2 separate regions of the Homo sapiens genome follow, and region 2 is linked to region 1. A link is an interaction called in ENCODE POLR2A ChIA-PET data of the cell type or tissue named here. Cell type or tissue: OCI-LY7. All regions are shown on one strand. Links, peaks and the distances in the headings refer to the core of each region. The heading gives the core; the rest is flanking DNA. Region 1 overlaps SPTBN1 (spectrin beta, non-erythrocytic 1). Region 2 overlaps EML6 (EMAP like 6).

Region 1 (8,333 bases), core at 14-8,013:
ACCTCACTCTATCTCGGTCAGAGGCGAGGGCTTAGTCTGGCCAGGAGCAAGGCAAAAAACTGGCCACCATAGTGAGAATCAATCTTCACTGCAGACGCCCATGAAGGGAGATGGCAGGCAATGGGGAGCATCTAAAGTGGATTATGAGCTGTGGGCAGAACATTACCATTGAAGTGCAGGCCTATCGTATGCCAGGGGCTCCTCTCTCTCCACATGTCAACGCTGCTGCAGGGCAAACCATCACCCCTCAAGCCTCATTCTACTCTGGTCCTGAGATCTAGGTCTAATTACTAAGTGGCCAGCACAGGTTCTGTGCTCACACTTTTATCTGCCAATCCAATGTTAAAGTAAAGGGTGGGTCTGTATTTCTAAGGCATTTTTCAAGTGAGACCTTTATGGAGAGTTATAGACTATAGTGAACTCAGAATAAGAAATGAGAAAAGAATAGTTTTATTTCTAATCAATCTAATCCTGACTAGCAGAAGCTTCCTGGCCCAGCTCTCAGCCTTCTCACTGCTCTATGAGCTGATACACCTGAGACCGAGAGGGAGCAGACACTTCTGGACACAGATCATAACCAGGCCAGGACCAGAGATCTCTGCCTTGTGATGTTGCTGAGTAGTTCAAAATCAAGTTCCCAAATGCCTACATGATACTTGCTCATATTTAACTCAAATATTATTGAGCCAAAATCCAGGGTGGGGTGAGGGTGGAATTGTCTGGGTCATTAATGTTTCTTTGAACTTTACTCAGAAAACACACATGCACACATTCACAGATTTCCTCCTCTGTAAAGGAAGTGGCTCTAAGAATCTATTAATTAAGTAAATTGAATCACCTAGTCCCTCAAACATTTATCTGCTAGCTATTGCCAAGCTGGTGGTTAAGTGCTGGGGCTAAAATGCTGGCTGACAAAGACTGGGCTCCAGATAGAGTGCAAACATTTATGTTACCCAGGGTTTTGGACCACTGGTGCAGAAAGCCCAGCTAATGTTATCTGATGACACACTTAGCTGGGACATTCATTTACCCAGGCCTGGAAGCTCTAACCACCTCATTAGTTCTGGAATCTGAATATGCAAGGAACCTTTGGGGCAAGCTCTCATGGAGGTCTTCTGCAGGGAGGATCTTTAACTTGAGGTCCTGGCAACCTCCACGGCCAAAGGCAGTGTGTGGTGTGTTTCCTTTCCAGGAAGTTCCATGAACCAAACAGACTACGAGGCCAAAGAGACTTAAAATCTCCAGCCCAGATGAACAAGAGCTTTAAGAGCACTCTATCTATGGTATCTTTATTTTTGGAATAAGAAAATTAGACTGGCCAACCTATATAATCCAAGATGGCTGTGAAGAATGGGTAATACAAATGAAGGCACTAGGGGCTTTACAAAGTTCTGTAAAACTACTGATATCGACTGCCTAAGAGGTTGGAGATGGTAGCCACTGTACCATCTTCTTCATCCTTACTCTCCTAGGTCTCTGGGTTGCCACAAAAAAACTTACTGCTAACAAATAAGGAGAGGAGTGGGAGATACTCACACACATCTAAGAATTATGCTTTACTGGTTTTTCTCCCTACTTATATTTTTCTTGCCCTGTTCAGAAAAAACGGCAATGGGCCTGATCCCATTTATGATGTGGACATTATCAAGGACACAATCTTCTTGGTATAAAATAATTATGGGTCTTTAAAGGTGAACAGTTTACTCCCTACAGCCTAGAAGATTGGACCCTATTGGAACAAAAATAAATTAAAAAAAAAAAACCACAAAAATAAATGTTCAGACTAACTCCTATCCATGTGACCTTTAATGATTTTTTTTAGCTACTTTCAAAACACCATTCCCCCACTCCACAAAAAAAAAAAAAAAATCAATAAATAAACATACTAGGTTAAACACTAAGAAACAAAAAAAGGTTGAGAGGTAGACAAAGGAAGTCTGGTTATAAAAATTATACTTAAAGCTGCATATCACAATAATTCTAGTCTAGGCTCTCAAACAAGACTCACTTTGGAAAATCAAATCAAAATGCAATAAATGGCCTGTTCAAACTCCCCATGTGGGTCCACTCCCTCACCCCCAGACCACAAATCAACTGCCTTCTTATAGCCATCATGGTTTTGAGCAGGGGTCTCCGTTATTTGTCTAGTTTGTCTAGTGTGACCGACAAACCCTCACAGAAAATGAGGCCACAAGACCTACATGCTCAGGAACAAAGGGCATGGATGAAACTCACTACAGAGAAGACAGGGCTTCACTATCTTCTGGAGAGCCCTGTTCTTGAACTGAAGGGCAGGGAAGAGAATACTTTTCTGGCTCCATTTCAACCCAGACTCAAAGAGGCAGTCTGTCTCTGAGCTGATAACAAATAGGACAAGGGACAACCTTAGACCCTTGCCTGCGGTCAGAGGTGTGGGGCAGGTCTGCACACAGGCCTACTGCGGCTGGCAAGCTACAGGGTGGAGATCAAGTTAAAAATAAGGCTTTCTGGCAGCCCTGCCAACTGCCAGCATCATATTTTCCTGGTGATGTCAGTACAGATGTGGTCTCCATTCTGGGCGTTGGCTTCTGGCTCGGCACCACTTCCACCTATGGCACTACATGTGCTCTGGGAGGATACAGCAACCATTTTCAAACCAAGGTGAGACAAAACCTGTTGGATCAGTCACAGTGACTGCTTTAAGCTTCTTTGGTATAAGGTGCATAAACAAGAGTCACATCAGAGAGGGCCGCAGCAGCTCTGGGAAACAGATTGGGGATACAATTTTCATTGCAGGCTGACAACTTTCCTGCCTGAAAAGGCAGGGTGAATTCATCAGAAGCTCCTTTCCCAAGGAGATGACAAAACACCAGCTTCTCCCTCCACTCCCAAAATAAAAAGCGTGCAGGGAAGAAAACATCAGTGGCCACTGAATTCAATGCTTGCCACCTTAAGATGGCAGCTCAGATTTTCTAGACAACCAGAAAGACACAAATTTAGAAAACATTCCATCATCGCATGTGGGACACAGGTTCATCTAGAAGCCAGCGCCCAAGCCTGGCCCTTCAAATTCCAGCACCATGCCCTGTTCTTGGCAGGAACCCCAGCCAAGTTCTTTCTGACCAAAGGTGGCAACCTTGCAAATTACCAGAACAAAGTGGCTTTATTACAGCTCAAGAACATCATCCACGCTCAGAATGTGACACTAAGGCTCTCCCTGAAGCGCTCAACTCACTTCTCAAGATTCTCCTCAAAACTATCAACCATTAAGTGCAGAATTCAACAGGAGACAAGTCACACTTGATTTTTCAAAAATATTTTCCACCTACAACACACGGCACTTCCTAAGGTCTCCACTCACCAGCCTCTCTCCAGAGAGGACCTCCAGCAGCTTGATGAGCATCCGTCCATCTCGAAGGTCAGTGTACAGGTCTGTGATCCGGCAGGACACACGGGCAAGGTGGGAATTGACCCACTTGGTGAAGGTCTTCTTCTGCACGGCTTCACGCTCATCTGCAAGCAGAGAAGAACTTGTTTTACCATTGACCACAGAACTGGCAGGAGCAGGCACATGCTAGCAGGGCCACAAGACCCCAGCCAGAGGAAGGTCAGCAAAACTGACCTCCAAGGACACCTCTACTTAGCGCCCCTTAACTGCGGTCATGTCTTTGAGAAAGAACACTGATTACTGATGGTTCAACTTACAATTTTTTGACTTTACGATGGGTTTACTGGGATATAATCTCATAAGTCAAGGAGCATCTGTGTAGGAACTGTCCAGTCCTTAAACATGTGAGCTCCCAGGCACACTGCCAGCAGAACATCCTTTGCTCCCCTTTCTTTTCTCCCATCCCTGCTGAAGAGGCAGCAGGATGCAGATGACAACAGGGTCCTTTGCAGTCCTGCCCTATACCATAATACTTGACTGGTAAAGCTTCCTACATACATGTTACAGCTATTATTCCTCCAAAAGGTGAGTATATTAAAGGGTGTAGGGTAGGAAATCTCATGAGACAGCAGAAAACTGCTTCCCTCATCTACAAAGGATTGGGCAACACTGGACAAGATAAATTAACTCATGACCTTGGCAATGACCGTCTTCACCTGCTCAGTCACACACACCATGAACAACAAAAGAAAATGGCAAGCAACATGGTAGAGTGCAAAGACATCGCAGGCATCGGGAAGTCTTTGCAGGCATCGGGAAAGCAGGGTCTGGGCCCAAGGTTTCAACAAAAATGTGACTCAACACAGGATTCAATGTTCTCTTCTATAAAAGGAGAAGAAAAATATAATCTCCATACTGTGATCCTTCGCTGAAAAGGCAACTGCTGATTTATGGTCTAAAGCGTGATTGTTGTACATTCAAGTCATCCAGGAAACAGTGTTAAAGGTTTTTCAAAGCTCAGTAATCAAATTCTGTCCAATTTAAGGTATAAAACTCTAGACATATTTGCCCAGAACTGGCCTTCACATACCATACAAATAGGCTTTCAAACTTCTTGCCTCTGCAGAATGTTCTAAACATAGGTTGCTGAAGACCTTCAACAGACATCCACAGAACGTACCCTGGACCCAACCACTCTTACTCCCTGACTCTGTTCTCTATGTTACATACACTATATCTAGTTCCACCAGCATGAATTTATGCCAAAAATCTAAGACCTACTCCTAGTGCAAACCCAAATGACAAAAATAATTACACACGAATCTACAAAAAAAAAAAAAAAAAAAAAAAGCAGATAGCTCAACAATTTGGCATGTATTTCAAAACCACTGGGTGGGGGTAACAACTAAAAAGCCACCCTTGCTAATAAGGCATGTGCCCAGTCGCCTGAGAGTACTGGGTTCTCAGGTTGGCCAGAAGGACAGCAAACAGCCCAACACCCTGGGAAGGTCTGTCTGAAGGCTTTGCTAAACTCACTCCACCACCCACCACAGGGAGGGAATGAGGCAGAGATGACATTGGTTGAGGTTTTACAGCTGCCGACCTGGCAGGAGAATCAGCTGGGGCACCTGCCAAGATCCCCGGCCACCTGCTACAGTCAGCGGCTCCTTGAGGTCCTGCCTTTCCCAAAAAGGACCTACCCATCCAGACAGAAGGAGGGCCCTTCCCCAGGGACAAAGGCCAACCAGAAACACAGGATCAAAAAGGACAGGATTAGAGGAAGCAGAAAAAGACAGTAAGGGGCAGGCTGCAGTGGAGAAGCAGCTGCACCAATAACATCATGACAGGTCCCACAGAAAAGACCACATGCATTATTGATCACGTAATCATTGTGATGGATGGCAACTTTACTACAGTGACTCAGGAGCTGTAATTCTGGGGCTAAGCTTGGCCATTCTGAAAGAGCAGGTCTAGAGCAGAATATGTAAGGTGCATTTCACAGATGGCCTCTTATCAAGGAGGCAAGTAACTCATAGTTTATATGTATTTAGGGTTAACAATTTTTTTTGTGAATTATAAAATCCTTTATGCGTTATACTGGAGTCAGAAAATGTCTTTAATGAAGCAAGGGAGCAAGATCAAAATGAAAACCTGCTTGGATTAAAATATTTCTAAATAAACAAGCACAAAATGTGTTCCTCAGCCAATTGTCACTCTTTTGGGTGAATCTCTCACTAAAGGAGCACCCAGACTTCTTTCAGGTTTTGAATTAACAGGTTCTTTCACAAGGAAACTCTGAGGATTTGCCAGAAACAACAGTCAATATACTTCCTTAGTGCCCTGTCCTAAAGAGTTACAGCCCAATCCCAACCCTCCTCCCTACAGAGAGGCAAATGGAGAGGTCATGGGTGGGTGCAGAGAACAGAGCTGAAACAGACTGAGATCTGTGCCGGGAGGGCTCCCCAGGGCTATCATGGTTCTTAGAAACTCAAAGTAGGTGGGAGGAAAGAAGAGGAGGAAGAGATGTCAAAAATAAAAAAACAAGCTCTTGTGTTCCTGCCCTCTCTTCCTGTTCCCCTCCCTTCGAACTCTCCTCACAGTCAGGAGCAGGCCCCACGAAGTGCAAGAGTGCTGGAAAAATCACGCAGGGTCTAAGTTCCTCAGGTTCACACCCCCACGTTGGAAAAGACACAGAAGATTCCATCCGGGGACCAGACCAGAATCAACACCCTCATAACACACGAGGGGCAGGAAACGGACTCAACAGAGACACACAAAGCCCCAGTCAACTAGCGTGTCCTCTTACAATGGAGCACTTGGAGAACAGCAAATGCTTATGAAGTTGGAAGGAGGGAGACAGAGGGGAAAAGAAATCTATTTGGTGGCTCAGTAGAGGATCAGGCTTCGGGTCCTTGGGGACTCCCTCCTTTGTTCCACCTATCCTGGGAAGGCACAATGACATCACCCCTGCACTCCCCACCCAGCAAGGCTTGGGGATATGGGCCAGACAGTCTGAGGAGGAGCAGGAGGCCCTTGGCACTGACGATGAAAGGCAATCCAGGAGTGCTTCCAAGCTCAAGCTGCTGTGACTGGGGCTAGCTGCGTGAGGAGGTGTTGGGGCAGCAGAGGGCAGTGAGCCGACTTCCAGGCCTATGAGCATGAAGCAACCGTGGTTGCTTCTTACAACCACGGTACAAAAGGTACAAAAAGGTACAAAAAGGTAGCACTTACAAGCTCCATACTGGTTTGGTTATTTAGACCCAAGGTTCTCCAGCAGGGGCAATTTTGATTCCTCGGCACATTTAGCAGTTTGGCAATGTCTACATACAGTGTTGATGGTCACGATTCATGGGTAGATGCTACTGGCATTTAGAGGGTAGAGGCCCAGGATGCTGCTTAACATCCTGCGGTACACAGGATGGCTCCCATAACAAACAATTATCTGGCCCAAAATATCAGCGGTGCTAGGTTGAGAAATCTTGGAAGACACTCCCCAGAGAGCACCCCTCCAAGGTGGGTTGCTATTCTTTCATCATTCTCTTTGATGACCTGCAGGTCAGCTCGAAGGCAGCAGAAATGGCCGGCCTTCAGGCCCACTCACGCCACCAAGGGCACGCCCTTTGCAAGGCAGAGGAGCAGCAGCACCAGCAGCATGGAGCTGGGGCGGGCTGGGTCTGGGCGATGTGAGGTGGGCACTTCTGTGCCTCACACCATTTCCATTCTCCGTTTACCTTTTCTGGGCCTTGTATCGCTGTTATCAAGTCCTCCCCAAGAAGCTGACGCAGCTAAACCTTTCAGTAGGTTCCCAACCAGCCCTGCCCCAAACTTGGTAAGTGGTGCCTCCAAGGAACAAGCACTTCTGTGCCCCTGCCCTCTGGGGGTATCTCTCAGCTATATTTGCCCCCACCCTCCCGCAGTTTACTAAGCTTACGTATTATAAGGACTCATCTAAAGACTGCCCAGCACCAAACAAGAGGAGGTAAAGTGCACATCAAAGTGCCCAGAGTGTTGTAACTGCTCTAAATTAGTTCCGTCTTTTCTCCAGCAAAGAAATAGTCTCACTAATTCAAATCATTTAAGAAATTGGCCAGGTGCAGTGGCTCATGCCTGTAATCCCAGCACTTTGGGAGGCTGAGAGGTGGATCTCCTGAGGTCAGGAGTTTGAGACCAGCCTGACCAACATGGTGAAACTCTGTCTCTACTAAAAATACAAAATTAGCCAGGTGTGGTGGCACATGCCTCTAATCCCAGCTACTTGTGAGGCTGAGGCAGGAGAATCACTTGAACCCAGGAGAAAAAGGTTGCAGTGAGCCGAGATTGTGCCATTGCACTCCAGCCTTGGCAACAAGAGCGAAACTCTGTCTCAAAAAAAAAAAAAAAAAAGAAACTTACCAGAGGGTCATGGAATCGTAAAATCTCAGGACTGAACAAGATTTAGAAGTTATGTAAATCACTTCTCTTTCAAAAAATCCCTTCTTCAACACCTGGGCCAGCTATTTAAAAATCCCAGAATATGAGGAAATTATGTGTGTGTGGCAGAAGGTTGTTTAATAGTTGTATGGAAAGAAAATGACTTTTTTTCTTTTTTATTAAAATATAATTATAGCATTCACTGAGCACTTACTATGTCCCAGGCACAGTCGTCCTTCCGTATCTAATCCCAGTATCTACGGGGAATTTGTTCCAGGACCTCCCTCAGAAACCAAACTCCTTATGCTCAAGTCCCTTATATAGCATGGTATATAGTATTTGCCTATAACCAACATACATCTTCCTGTATACTTTAGATCATCTCTAGATTATTCATAACTAATACAATGTAAATATTGTGTAAACAGCTGCTATATTGCATCTTATTTGTATTCTATTGTATTGTTAATTTTTTTTTCAAATATTTTCGTTCTGTTGTCAGCTGAATCCACAAATGAGGAACCTGCAGATACAGAGGGCTAACTGCACTTATAAT
Region 2 (8,333 bases), core at 12-8,011, 270 kb before region 1:
GGCTGTTTTAGAACGGGATCTCTCTTCACTTGGGGCTGTTCCACATGGGGGCCTCTATGCACTACCATGTCCACTCCACAGTTACAGTGGAGGGTGGGAAGGGCAGATGGACAAGCTTACTGGAGGGCACAGGTAGCAGAAAGTGAGCCTGCACACTGAGTGTCCCAGGTATGACACTCTTGCCAAGTGTACACACTAGCATCGGCAAAGGGAAGCGGCTGGAGGAGGCCTGACACCTAGGAGAACTCCTGGCATGCCTCCTGCCTGCTGACAAACCCAGGCCTGGTGGCTCTCACAATGGACCTGGGTTCTGCCTTTGGATCGGCCACTGTTCACTTTTACCCAGGCCACCCCACCAAACTTCAGGATGTCCATTCTCAGCCTATAAAGTGGTTGCAAGGATTTAAGACTCAAACTATATTATTAAAACATAGACTATCAATAGAAATTAAACCAAACAGGCCTCAGCTCACACTTTCAGGAGTCACCACAGGTCCCCACACCCTCACCCCAACCCCCAGTCAATGACTACAATTCATCTGTATGTAACCATTTATGGTAATGAATCACGTATCAGTCAAAGTTTTTCCACAATAGTCCTTAGTATTAGTACTTTCTAAAACTATCAGATTCCTTTCTACCATTTATATATTGACATACTACTTAACCTGTAAGACAAAAAGGTGAATTTCCATAAGCAAAAACAACACATTTGCTGAAAAATGGGCTCTTTCCCAGTGATTGTTATCTGGGGAATGGAGACTGTATTGTTAAAATACTGAAATACCCTTCTTATGCACAAAACATTTCATATTTGGGAATTTATGTGCCCAAGATGGGAATCAGAAGCAGTTACAGAATCGGGCTCCTCACCTCCTCCAGAGTATCTGATTTCTCTACCCAGGCACTGATCTGAAGGGCTGCCTTATGGGAAAAAGGTTTCTAAGCTCACTTAATTTCTTGTTCTTTCTTCTATAAAACTAATAAGCCCAGAAGAAATGTTAGCTATCTGAAATGAAGAGGCCACATTACTGGGTACCAGCTTATTGCTACCAACTCATCTCATAGTTAATGTCTTTGATCTGCTAATCTCTTCTTCCAAAGGTATTTAAAATAACACGAGCTAATTATTTCGATTTCAAAAAATAGAAAATTAATCAACTCTATAGAGGAAATAACCAAATGATTAAATTCTATTTATATTACTCTAAATTTCTTGCCACTTTATTTATATGCTAATACACATATGCACATTCTCATTTGCAGTCAGTGATAGATGGTATTTTGAGTTCAATTTTTTCTTTTATCTTGATACATTGAAATGTGCATAAAATACAATCTTCATACTTGTCATTTTGAATCACAGCTTTGTTATACATTGCCAGATTGTTTGCTAGAATTGAGTCAATTTTCAGTGCTGCCAAAAGAATGAATATATTGGATTCCCAATAATGTTGTAAACATTTAGCTGTTGTTATTTATTTTTGCTACTTTAACGGGCATTTCACCACTCTTCTAAAGCATATTAATTACTTATATTAAGTATACATATATTTGTCTGCTAGCAAAATTAATTTTAGGAAAAAGGCAGTTTGGCCACTGAGGAGTGGAACTATGGAGAACAAAAAGCAGAAGGAATTCATCCACATCTTTGAAATACAATCGTATTTGAACTAAAATTACAGCTTCTTTTAGGTTTCACTGCTTTATCAGTGACACACAGCACACCTATTTTAAAACTGCATGTCCATCACACTTCCGGGAGTTTGGACTTTGTATTCACTGTTTATTGAGTGAATTACTGACTGTGTTATTCAGCTGGCAGGTGGTATGCGGAGTTCTCTCTCCCTTGACACTTATGCCTTCTCCTACCTCACATGTCACCAGTGTAGAGTATAAACTGTTTAACCTTGATTTTTACCAATTTGATAATCACTGAAGGCACTGAATAACTTCTAATAATGATACAGCAGCTCAGATTTGTAGAGTAATTTACAGTATGTGAGAACATGCCTGTTAGAAAAACTAAAAACTGCCCCATGTTGCATTGGTCAGGCAATGAAGGTAGTTTTCACCCAAACGTGGTTTATAATGTAAAATTCTAGTAGTAATAGGGAAAGGCAAGACAAAGTGCATTAAGCAGAACCTCATTTGTTCATTTAGTCATTCACTTTTTTTAGTAGCTTCTATTTGCACAGCAATATGACATGTGCAGTGGGGACCAGACAGATGGGCTCTACTGCCAAGTAGTTTACTGTGTGTGAAATGCCTGGGAGACGCTGACACAAGTAACTGTGTGCCACATGGAGTGCCACAAGAGCAATGGGTGCCATAAGAGCAATGACAACAAAGGGCTAAGGGATGCACAAAAAAGGACAGGTTATTTCTCCCTGTAAAGTTGGAAGAGAAAACTTCCAGCTTGACCTTAAAGGGCGGGAGGACTTGAAAAGACACATGAGAACAGCATGAGCAAAGAACACAGCCAAAAGAAGGGCAAGAGTGCATGTAGCCTCCACAGTTAGACAGATGTGAAGGAGCACTAATGGGCTGGTGGGTTAAAAATGCTGCTAAGGAAGGTTAAGGCCAGATCATGGAAGGCCATGGATGTCCCAAGGGCTCCACAATGAGTCAGCCAACCAAGGGGAATCCATGTGGTGGCAATGGTAACTATGCTTTTGGGAGACTCCAGAAGAGGGTGGGATGGACTGAGGAAGAGGGGATAGAATTAGAGACCAGCATGACTACCATAGCATAGATGAAAGAGTGAGGGCTTGAACGGGGAGAGGAAGGGACAGGGGAGAACAATCAGGCTTGTGGAGTCATGGAATTTAATAATATTACACGTTATACTTATTAAGCATTTGAATAAAATTTAGAAAAAAATTATAAAATCAGCATTCTGTACAAAGTTTAGAATTCTTTTTCTATTGATCTAATTTCTACAGTTGCAATTATTAAAAATTTCTAGGTAGAAATACTTTTTGTGATAGGCCCTCATTCTCAAATGCCAACTTAAAGAACACTCACTCTAAAGGAACTTAACTTTCATCAGTTATTTTTTATGATACTGTGTTCAAATTTTAAATTAAGGAGATGAAAACTTCAGTTCTATTTTTTCGATATAAAAGTTATTTCCAAAATACCAATGTTGTAAACTGGCCCTCTGCAGATAATTTGCAGCCTTCTCTCTAGTACTTTGTATTTTCAATCAGAAGTGATGTGCTCCCACTTATTTGGAGAGATGAAATTGATGTTCTGAGTCACTGCCAGACATTTGCGACTAAGTCAACAGCAACAGCTGCTCTGGATTTCAAATTGCTCAAGCAAATACAGAACACAGTGTGAGCTCTGGGTAGTGACTTAGGAGACAGAAAATGAGGAAGATGGGAAGCGGTGTGTAATCTAAAGGCCACATTTTTTGGTGAGGTATTCCTATGTATGATTCTCAGTATAAGAGCGGGTAGCTGGCATACAAAGAGCTTGTACTTCAATACAAACAGAACGACTAAGTGGGAGCATGTTTAAATACACACACACGCGTGCGCGCATGCGCGGGGCATACTCTCTCTGTGTCTCTCTCTCTCTCAACGTAGAACCATGTGTCAATCACTCTGGACCTTACCTGAAAAATCAAGTGCACACACTCCTCTCTGATGTTGTCCTTTCAACAGCGACAAACATTTTAGAGTTTGTGTGTCCCACACATGAATAGCAGCATCTCTTCCAACCTTAAATAACAGAATGACTGTTATTAACTACTAACACGTTATACTAACAATGATTTTGTTCCTTAGAGTCCAACACTGCTCAGAAACCAAGATAAACCCATTTGGAGAATAGAAGGACCCTAGGAAATCATCTGCTACAATTCAGTTATTTTTGAGATGAGGAAACTGAGGCACTGTATCTCTAAGAGGCTTGTCCTGGCAATCAGGTAGAGTTCCAACAGAGCCTAACCTGATGCCTGGGCCTTTAAGGCTAATTCAAATGTCCACTGTGCCTTGTTTTTGTCAGTTACTTCTACCATTCCCTCTCCTGCCTTCCCAGCTCGACACAAGATTCTGCTTCTCAGTCAGGGAAGTCACTTGTACATTGTCATGACGCTATCCAGAGTTATTTTACCCATTCTCAGTTACGCTACCCACCAGAAGAAGGCCTGGCCCCGCTTCTCCCCCTGGGAAATAACATTTTCATGGCATAACTATCTTTCAGTAAGGTGGATTATCTTTGCAGGGATACAAGCTTCTATCACACTAATCCCCAACAACAAAGAAAATTATAATAGTAGAGTGGTTTTTCTCACTTGTAATATGTAGTGGGGGGTGGGGAAACCTGTTGGGTGTGATGACTTTAAAAGGAAAAATGGGAGATAAAGCCATAGGCATAAATGAGCAGAATCCAGGCCACTCCTACAGAGGTCTGTGGAGGCCCAGTCTCCTGCAGGTGGCTGCTGGAATACTGTTTGCCACTGGTTTACCTTCCATCAAATACAGTATTGAGTGCAGTAACTCCTTGGGGATTTATGTAAAAAAAAAACACCTCTGGCTTTTACTTAAAAAAAGAGGCTATTAAATACACGTGAATCAAGCACCATCTGTTTATAAGACAGACAAAAAATAAGGGCAAGTGAAAAAGCAAAGCAATGATCAATTACTTGTAAAACCTTATAACATCAGCTAACACAGTAGGTCTCTAATTTTCAGTTGGAGGGACAGCAAATTCATGTATAAACCAACGGTCAGCCCTTACCCTTTGGAGGACTGTAACCCTTTTAAAAAACAATTTAAAAGCTGTGGATCCTTTTTCCCCCAAATATACCTTTTCAGTTGGAGGGCCAGCAAATTCATGTATAAACCAATGGTCAGCCCTTACCCTTTGGAGGACTGCAACCCTTTTAAAAAAAAATTTAAAAGCTATGGATCCTTTTTCCCCCAAATACAACTTTTTAAGGGGTTGACTCCCCTCATGTTCTCATTTTCATTCATAGATTTCATGAACCCCAGGTTATGAACTCTGTCCAAAGGCTTTACCACCTGCAGGTCGAGTCTCAGGAAAAGGGCTTGTCTCATGTTAACCTTTGACATTATACCAAGAATGTTTTCTTAGAATTTGCCACTTAGTTAATACCAGTTGAAGTATTATCTGCAATTAAACACTCATTATAAAAACTGAACAAAAGTATAATCTATACATTTGAGGAAAAGATAAAACTAAAAATACTTTTGACAATATTACTCTTTTGCCAGCAAGGTAATACATCTGTGTTTAATAAAGTCTTTAATAAGTTAATGATTATTTTTCTCTTTACACTCCCAAATGATTGTAGAGGGTCCCTGTTTTAGCAGCTTTTTCAATTACAGACTCAATCTAAGGTTAAGGCATTTCAAAAAAAAGTTCAGATAAAATTCAAGGTGTTTTTATAAGGCTAAAATACAAATTAGTCAAAAGTCTTATGGTTTTCAGTCTTACAAATATAATTATACTCTAGATGTTATAGTATTTTTAAATGGTTCATTCAATAAATATTTATTGAGTACCTAGGATATACTAAATCCTGGGCATACAGCGAGGAAGTATATAAAGCTGCTCCTTGACAAAACTTTCACCATTTTAGTTTTAGCTGGTCCCATTCATAGATCTCATCATTCCAGGAAAAGAACTCCTCAGAGGTCTCCCAATAATGCTAAAATGCTTTGCTTGATTCTCCCATGATCTTGGAAGGATCCAATGATCATTCAATCTTCACCTTCCCATCTCATGTTTATTTCTACCAAGCATTTCTTGAATTTCTAATATGTAAACTGAATTCAAAAATTAAATTCTCTTTTTGGCTAGGCCCTAGTTTACAGGAGATAGATACCTGCCCAGTAGCCACATAGTCCTTCACTGGATGGATGGTCAGGCTGAGAATGTCGTCATCGTGCCCCAGGTACAGCCTCTGGGAGTGCTGCTGCCGATTATACACGACAGCAACTGCAGCAATGTGGTAGACTACTTCTCCAGCTTGTGTGTAGAACAGATTGTTTCTACAGTCGTAGCCTCTATAACTGAAGCACAGGTCCAAGAAATGCATAGTGGTTGAACAAACAGCAAATGCATGGAGCAGGAGGTGTCAGAGGCAAGGCTAACATATTGACGTGAACATGTACAAGTGGAACCCCAGGTGTCACATAGGACAGCAATGTTTAAATGAGGATATGTGGCCGTCTGAGGGCATGAGATGACTCTCAAAAAGGCACATGGGCACTGAACATTGTAACAGAATCTGTTAGCAGATCCTCAGCTGTTGTGTGCGCTTTTTCTTAAAAACGATCATCTGAGAACACATCTGTGATGAGGCACAGGTATTCCTTTCCCATCTCCCCTCTCATAAATGCCTTCCGCCCACTGCAGAAAGCCATTCCTCTCCTCCATCTGGAATCCTATTACACTGTATTACTCCGGGACACAGACCCTTCCAGGGGCACCAAAACAAAGGAACAATTCAAAATACAAGTATGCATGTTGAAAGAAAACAACTCTAATGACTGGCTAAGGAATCCTGCAAATCAAGTGATTTCCAATTCTTTGCTTTCAACAAAATTGTACAGAGACTTAATGGAATTACCAGCTGAAAGATTATTTTTTGTGATATATCAAAATCAAATATGACTTTTTTGGCCTATCACAGGAGTCTGAAGAATTGAATAACATTGCTATAAAATGGCCTCCATTCTTACCTAATTATTTAAGAGAATAAACTTTCTCACTGCTTACATCTATACAAAAATGAGAACTGAGAATAGACTCAATATTAAACTTTGTTACATTCTAACAGTAAGTAATATAAATGCACAGATCTTGCAACTGAAAACCAATCCATCATATTAAAATAATTTCCAACAAAATTTTTCTGTGCTTAATAATTATATGTCACAATTAGTAATATATTCATGTTGATTTAGTCGACTTTACTAATAACTATAATTCAAATAAACTGTTAATGGAGCAACACTAACAGAAAAATAACATGATCCTCCTAATTAAAAATTTGTTGCCATATTAGAAAAAAAAATTTATTTCAGTAACATTTTAAACCCAAAACACATCTAAGATATTACTATATCAACATGTAATCAATATAAAAACTTATGAGATATCTTACATTCCTCTTTTCATAGTAAGTCTTCAAAATTGGTGTGCATTTTACACATGCAGAACATCTTTTTTCAGAATAGCCGTATTTTAAGTGCTCAGTGACTGTGTGTGGCTAGTGGATATTGTATTGGGCTGAGTTAGAGTCTTAGGACCACAGAAAAATTTTTTTTCTTGCAGAGGGTATGACATGGTGACAAAGGACTCTCAAGCATAAAAAGATTATGTTAGGGTAAAATTTTATGGGAAAATTAGAATGGAAATGTGAACTTAGGTAGAAATATGAATGATGTAAAATAGCTTCCTGTTTTAGAAGGACTTCTTCAGGTATTTTTTTTCCCCTTTTGGGACAGGGCCTCACTGTTAACCAGGCTGGAGTGCACTGGCAAGATCACAGCTCACTGCAGCCTAGACCTCCCCAACTCAGGTGATTCCCCAACCTCAACTTCCCTCCTGGGTAGCTGGGACTAGAGGTACACGCCACCACATCTGGCTAGTTTTTTGTAGAGATGAGATTTCACCATGTCTCGAACTCCTGGGCTCAAGCAATCCACCTGCCTCAGCCTCCCAAAGGGCTGGGATTACAGGTGTGAGCCACTGTGTCTGGTCTCACATATTTTTTAAGTTGATCATAGTGAGAATCAAACATTTATGGCATTTAGGTTCCTTTGCATCCATTTAAAGGACTGATGTATTCATAATACAGATAGTATCTTCTCAGCCATTTAAACCGACATTAAAAAGTTTTAGTTGTCTACTTAAAATATGCAAGGGTGCATATAATTTTACAAAATTCAAAATTATGTTGGGCACATGTGCAGAAAATATTTGAAGAAAATACTGTCCTATGGTGGAGCCAGCAAAACACAGCAGGGGATTAGGGGAAAGGAGAAAGAGGAAGTGAAGATGGTGATGAGAAAGAAGTGCAGCAGCAATGAGCAGCAGCACCCTTTAAGTCATGGAATTATATGAAGTCTGAGAAATCTAGAGACAATCACACTGTGATGGCCACAGAACATCAACGAGGGAAGTGGATAGAGAGTCACACTTAAAATAGCAACCACAGGTACAAGTGCACATTGCAGAGAAGAGCTAGCCAGGAGGAGGACGACACTGAGGGGAGGGGATCCCTTAAGCCTGGTGCTAAGGTTGGTGACAGCCAGGCAGAGACAGAGGAACACATACGGGCGCCCATGACA

The links. ChIA-PET counts read pairs that join two places held together with the same protein. Peaks named below come from ENCODE experiments on the same cell type or tissue, not always from the same donor. Only the 100,000 strongest peaks of a DNase experiment are listed, where the experiment ranks them.
Region 2: POLR2A ChIA-PET joins it to region 1 with 10 read pairs; 3 of 35 experiments call an interaction of 5 or more read pairs at or near these places.

The regions. Positions count from the first base shown.
Region 1 is chr2:54,594,251-54,602,583 of GRCh38, reverse strand. It overlaps SPTBN1 (spectrin beta, non-erythrocytic 1), which reads right to left. Exons shown (of 36, transcript NM_003128.3): 3 at 3,341-3,492. Among named protein-coding and RNA genes, the nearest start is that of SPTBN1-AS1, 40 kb to the right of the region's middle. RefSeq lists enhancers at 5,006-5,055, 6,120-6,489. In OCI-LY7, for the core only: no CTCF peak of the experiment used is centred there; DNase peaks (open chromatin) are centred at 4,940 and 6,143; H3K4me3 peaks cover 747 bases; H3K27ac peaks cover 651 bases.
Region 2 is chr2:54,866,895-54,875,227 of GRCh38, reverse strand. It overlaps EML6 (EMAP like 6), which reads right to left. Exons shown (of 42, transcript NM_001039753.4): 15 at 5,861-6,047; 16 at 3,623-3,728. Among named protein-coding and RNA genes, the nearest start is that of EML6-AS1, 120 kb to the right of the region's middle. In OCI-LY7, for the core only: no CTCF peak of the experiment used is centred there; no DNase peak of the experiment used is centred there; H3K27ac peaks cover 622 bases.